Linked DNA regions of Homo sapiens: region 1 is linked to region 2. The links are chromatin loops, found by intact Hi-C in ENCODE. Cell type or tissue: heart left ventricle. All regions are shown on one strand. Each heading gives the region's core, and the rest is flanking DNA. Links, peaks and the distances in the headings are about the cores only. Region 1 overlaps CACNA1C (calcium voltage-gated channel subunit alpha1 C). Region 2 overlaps CACNA1C (calcium voltage-gated channel subunit alpha1 C).

Evidence for each region. Peaks named below come from ENCODE experiments on the same cell type or tissue, not always from the same donor. Only the 100,000 strongest peaks of a DNase experiment are listed, where the experiment ranks them.
Region 1: it touches region 2 in a loop (2.6-fold over the local background); 5 of 110 quality-filtered maps call a loop at or near these places.

The regions. Positions count from the first base shown.
Region 1 is chr12:2,500,752-2,503,660 of GRCh38, forward strand. All of the region lies in intron 7 of CACNA1C (calcium voltage-gated channel subunit alpha1 C), which reads left to right. Among named protein-coding and RNA genes, the nearest start is that of CACNA1C-AS2, 170 kb to the right of the region's middle. In heart left ventricle, for the core only: no CTCF peak of the experiment used is centred there; a DNase peak (open chromatin) is centred at 1,338; H3K27ac peaks cover 2,103 bases.
Region 2 is chr12:2,581,659-2,584,567 of GRCh38, forward strand. It overlaps CACNA1C (calcium voltage-gated channel subunit alpha1 C), which reads left to right. Exons shown (of 47, transcript NM_000719.7): 14 at 1-139; 15 at 1,164-1,284; 16 at 2,845-2,909. Among named protein-coding and RNA genes, the nearest start is that of CACNA1C-AS2, 89 kb to the right of the region's middle. In heart left ventricle, for the core only: CTCF peaks have their summits at 1,549 (motif pointing left) and 1,749; a DNase peak (open chromatin) is centred at 1,543; H3K4me3 peaks cover 202 bases.

The sequences.
Region 1 (2,909 bases), core at 265-2,764, 81 kb before region 2:
GTTGTTTGGAGTAGGTCAGTACCATGGGGTTCTGCACGCGCTTCAGGGTGCCGGCGTGCCCTCGAGGCTGTCTGCAGGATGCTGTGTGTGTGCAGTGCACATTACTGCTGGTGGGAGTCCATAGTTCTCAAAAGCTTTTCCTGACTGCCCCACCCTCTCAAAAAAGTAAAGCAGGCCGGGGGCAGTGGCTCATGCCTGTAATCCCAGCACTTTGGGAGGCCGAGGTGGGCGGATCACGAGGTCAGGAGATCGAGACCATCCTGGCTAACACGGTGAAACCCCGTCTCTACTTTAAAAAAAAAAAAAAATTAGCCAGGTGTGGTGGCGGGTGCCTGTAGTCCCTGCTACTCGGGAGGCTGAGGCAGGAGAATGGCATGAACCCAGGAGGTGGAGCTTGCTGTGAGCCAAGATCACGCCACTGCACCTCCAGCCTGGGCGACAGAGTGAGACTCCACCTCAAAAAAAAAAAAAAAAAAAAAAAAAGTAAAGCAATACTCATTTAGAGGAAAAGAAAGGGACTGCTTCTGACCCTCCTTAGCAGGACTTACTCTGAGAGAGGAAAAGCTACAAGGACACCCACAGGCTCCCCCTGACCTTGGATCCAGGTTTCCCTCTTCCTCAGCAGGTGCCTGGGACTCCCATTCCAGGGCTGTCTCAACCCCATTGCCTTCCCTGTATCAGAGAGTCCGATACACAACAGAACCCTTACACAAGTAGGCGCTCGGTAAATACTTGTTGAACAAACGTGGACTCTGATGTGACCACTGCTAAGAATAGTCAAAGAATGACCTCACGGTTCCCATCGTCAAATGGGACCTGCAGACCACAGCCCATCGTGGCCAGCACGGCTGTCAGTGTGGCCTGTGGTCAGGCAGCTCATGTGGCTCTCATGCCTTTCTCTCCCTAATCTCATGTCACCAATCCCACCCATCCTGTATTGGCTCGGGTTTGTTTTTCTTCTCCTGGTGCTGAAGTCTGGTGTGGTTTCCTTTGCACTGTTGGTTCAGACAGTTACCTTATCGCTAAAGGAAAGCTCCCAGGCTCCCTGGGATGGGGACAGTGTCTGACACACAAGGACCTTTCACCCCGCCTCTCCTAACAGATGCTCTTTTGCTGGATATTTTAGTAGTTCAGCCACTGGGAGAATCTTTGCAGCCAGGATGGCCTCACAGCCATAGGCTCTATTTTTAACAATTGCCGACTTCTGCAAACCTCCATTGCTATCATAGGACCACATGGACTCTGGGGCTTCCTTCCTGCTCTTTATCTCCGTTGCCTTCAGTGGCTGTGCAGTGCAAGGTTGACACAGGCCTGCTGAGCCTGGCCCTTGCCCCCCTCAGCCTCACGCAGACACTCTTCCACTGGTGGAAGCCTTCTGGGACCCTGCGTGCTTCCTTCTGCAGTTGCAGCTGCCAGCCTGCACTGTAGCTGCCTGGTCATTTCCTGTCTCCCCTCCAGCAAGGATTTCGTGTTTACAGCACAGTACCTAGCACATATCAGGTTCACTCATTCACTCAAAGAGCGTTAGCTGAGGACCTACTATGTGCGAGGCATCGTTGTAGGCACCTGGGGTACACCCGTGAACAAAGCAGGCCAGAACCAACTGTCCTCGGGGAGCTCACATTCTAGCATGGAAGACAAACAGCAAATAATACACGTAATAAATAGGTAATGATACAGTTACCAAGTGAGAAGTGCTCTGGGAAAGCAAACCAGATGTGAGAAAATGGGCATGCTCAGTAAACCCACGTTCAATTGAATTTCACGATGGCATGGCCAAGTGGGCACACACTGGGAATCTTCTTGCCCCAGACACGATATTTGCACTATGCACAATGATTATGTTGGGTGAATTTTCCTAACCAAAATTTAGTAATATCAGATACATCTCAATGGATCTGTAAAGAACATATTGGGATGTAACACTTCATACCAGTCAGACTAGCTAGGTGTCTCGGTACTTCTCAGTCTTTTATTCCCGGCATGCAGAGAACATGTTTATCCAGCGTACTTAGACAAATGCATGTGGCTGCTGAAGCTGCAAAGCCCAAGGGCTGAGGGTATTACTATCCCACCTGCCTGAACTCCTTTGAGGCCCCTGGGTGGAAATCGTGGGGTGGTTATCAAACTTGAGCATAGCCTAGAATCACCTGGGATGGTTAATATGCAGACTGTGGGCCACCCTGAGATCTTGGGGGCATGGGGCAGGAATCTGCTTTGTTCATAACTCTCCCAGATGTTTCTGATGCTGGTGGTCCTTGGACCACACTTTGAGGAACACTGCTATGCAACCTTGTGGAGGTACATGGAGAGCCACACACTTGTGTTGTTACATTTGAAATTGGGAGCTATGGAGAGAACAATGTGATCAGTGGTGCTCAAGCATGCATCAGAATCACCTGTAGGGCCGTCAAAACGTGGGTTGCTGGGCCTTCCCCACAGTGTCAGGGTGAGGTCTAGGTATGTGCATTTCTGAACAGGTCCCCAGGTGACGCTGAAGCTGTTCGTCCGTGGGCCACACTTTGAGAGCCATTGATGTGAATCATTCAGGACACTTGTGTGCCTTGGAAGTTTGGGTTTCTATGAGCTAGTTTCACAAGGACAAAGTTGGGTGCATTTTTAGGAAGCCAGAACTTAACCCTGTTTAGTCAGAAGGCATCAGAAGAGATAGCTTTGAGAAACTAAATCAGAATAAATTTCCTCTGATGGAAGCACAGCTCTGCAATTTATCTTCACGTCCACCCTCCAGCCAGTGGTGAGCTAATAAATGTTTAAGCATCTCTTCTTAGGGTCAGCGGGTACAGGGGGCTGATTTATTGCTTGCCTATCTCTGTGGTGTAAATACTTCCACCATGGTCAGTTTCAAGCTGCCAGTGTGGTCAACGAACACGGAGCTGGGAAGAGATGTG
Region 2 (2,909 bases), core at 209-2,708:
CCTTCTCCTCTTCCTCTTCATCATCATCTTCTCCCTCCTGGGGATGCAGCTCTTTGGAGGAAAGTTCAACTTTGATGAGATGCAGACCCGGAGGAGCACATTCGATAACTTCCCCCAGTCCCTCCTCACTGTGTTTCAGGTATGGACTCTTCTCTGCTGGGATTCGGACTCGGGGTGGTTGAGTGGCGGGGTGGTGGGAGGAGTGTGGGAAGCTGCACCCTTTTACCGGGCAGCCACAGCCATCCTAGATCAGCCCTGGAGAGCCCATGCCCGGGAGAGTCTTGAGTTTTTTCTGTAGTTTCCCTGTCCCCATCTGCCATGGAATTCCACTAGTGGGTGGACCATTAGGGGAAACAATATAAGTGGTTTAAAAATGCCTTCTCAGGAGAATCTCTTGAACCCAGGAGGCAGAGGTTGCAGTGAGCCAAGATTGCACCACTGCACACTCTAGCCTAGGTGACGGAGCAAGACTCCGTCTCAAATAAAAAAAAAAAAAATCGTTCTTATCCATGGAATCCTTTACTTAAATTCTCCATGAAAGCCCAAAACATAAAGAAAAGCAGACTGCTCTTACTGGGGGAGGGGAGGGTGACGAAACCCTGGCTTTCCTACCATGCTTGTCTCTTGAAAAAAATATTACTAGCCCATCAAATTTGTGATTTCATAGATATTTTGGCTTAGGGCAAACTCAAAGTGGCATCTATTTAAGTTTAAAAGCAGATCGATTGAGAGGTAAAAATGAATCACATGTAGATGTTGTCAAAGTCTTGAAGATGATGCCCCAGTGACGAATGTTTGGGGAAAGCTGGTGTAGCCTGTGGCTGTCTCAGCAAACACACAACTGCAAAAGGGTCCTGACGCCTTACCCCCAGGAATGGCTGACGGTCAGCTCAAGCATGTGTGGGGAAAGTCAGAGATCTTTGGGCCAAAAAGCCCTTTTAGTCACCCTTCAAATAATATTATGCCAATAGCCAGGCATTTTGTCTAAGGACAGTTCAATAGCTCAGAGCCCCTGGGGAGGAGAATTGGGGGCCAGGAGGAGGGAAAGAAGTGAAAGGGAAATTTTGGACAATTTTGTTGACGTAGTGGGGCAGGGCAGGGTGGTTTTGGGTTTGCTGTTGGTCTAACGCTGTGTCCCTTATTGGTGGGAATGTGTCATTCAGATCCTGACCGGGGAGGACTGGAATTCGGTGATGTATGATGGGATCATGGCTTATGGCGGCCCCTCTTTTCCAGGGATGTTAGTCTGTATTTACTTCATCATCCTCTTCATCTGTGGAAACTGTATCCTTTGCTGCTGCCCCCCACCCCTGCGGCCCCCAGCCCCCAGCCTGCAGCACAGTGCCAAACGGGCACGCCCCTCAGGTCCGGGCGGTCCTGCTCGGGCTCACACCACCCAGCCTAGAACCCCATGGCGGCGGAGGTGGGTCTGGGTGGAAACCTGCAGCTTTGGCATGGGTGAGGTTCACCTTCCTGAACCCTCCGGGCCCGCAGCGGCGCCGCGCTCCGGGCGGGCTGTCGCCGTAATCTGGGTGAGCGGCGCCCCCTGGCGTTGCGGCGTGTGCGGCCACTCACACCGCCTGCGATAGGGACGCGCGGGAGCGGGCCGGCTGCCCTGGGGCCGCGGCGTCTGCTCAGAGGCGGGACGCTCCGGGAGGGAGGATGAGCCGTTGTCCTTCAAGTGACCTTCAGCTCTCCTCCTGCTTTTTGGTCAGCAGCCCTCTCTCTGATGCTGCTCTCCAGGACTTTAGTCACGGGCAGAGCTGCACAGACTTCAAACAGCCCCAAAAGCTCCTTCCTGATCCCGGCTGGGGCAGGTTTCCAGGGCACAAGCCACGGGTGCTGCTTCTCTTCCCCAGCTCATAACCCCGAGAGAGTCACGTCCAGAGCCAGGGGTAACATAGGAACAGCTCTGGGCCAAGTCCCAGCTAAGGCAGTGCAGAAAACACAGTCATGGAAGCCTGCAGACAAGGTTTCCTCTTTTCCCAGCTGGATGACCTCTTGCAGATTGAAGGTCCTCTACCTCAGTGTCTGTAAAATGTGGCAATGGAATCATAGAACCTACTACATAAAGGGTCGTTGGGAGTTTTCATGGGATCATGCATGCAAGGCCTCTGCCACATTCAGAAGCCACCCTGGACAAAGCCCCTCTTCCCCAGCCTGGGTTGCTGCGGCTTCCCTGTGTGTGAAATGATATGAATGTCTGGGTGCCTGGGGCCGGGGGTCAGACTTCACAGACTTAAAGCCCCCTTCCAGCTATGCTTTCGTTGATTCTGCAGTTCTCTGACCCACAGTGTTTCTGTTGGTGGAGTGGGGAGGAGAAAGGGCAAAGAACTGTCTCCACTGGGAACTCCCAAGCCTTGGCTGGCTCCAGATGGACCCTCCAAGGGTCTTCGTGGGTGCAGGCTCACATTAAGAGTTGGCAGAGATACCAAGCCACCCCCTCAGCGCCCAGTTATAATAAACCGCTCTTAAGAGCGTTCTGCATCCTGCTAGAGACAATGCTGTTTATAATGTCAATTACAGCCAGTCATCTCAGCAGGGAAAGCAATCATGAAACCCAGCAATTAAAGTGCAAGGCAGGGCTTGCTGCCTCCCTCCCGCCTGCTCCAGTGTGCAGGCTAGCCTGTTCTCATCCCTCTTGATAGCTCCAGGTAGCTAGGAGGGTGATGGGGAGGAAGGGGAGGGGAGGAACACTGTTGGGGTCTGACTCCCTCAAATTGCTTCCCCCTCAAGCTCTCTCTGCTGAGGAGCTCTACCCTGCACGCCCCACATCCCCCGTGCCCCTGTGCCCACCAAAACCCCAAACCAAGGGTCATTTTCTTTAAGAATGGACACAAACAGATATCCTACTGAATGTGTTCTTGGCCATTGCTGTGGACAACCTGGCTGATGCTGAGAGCCTCACA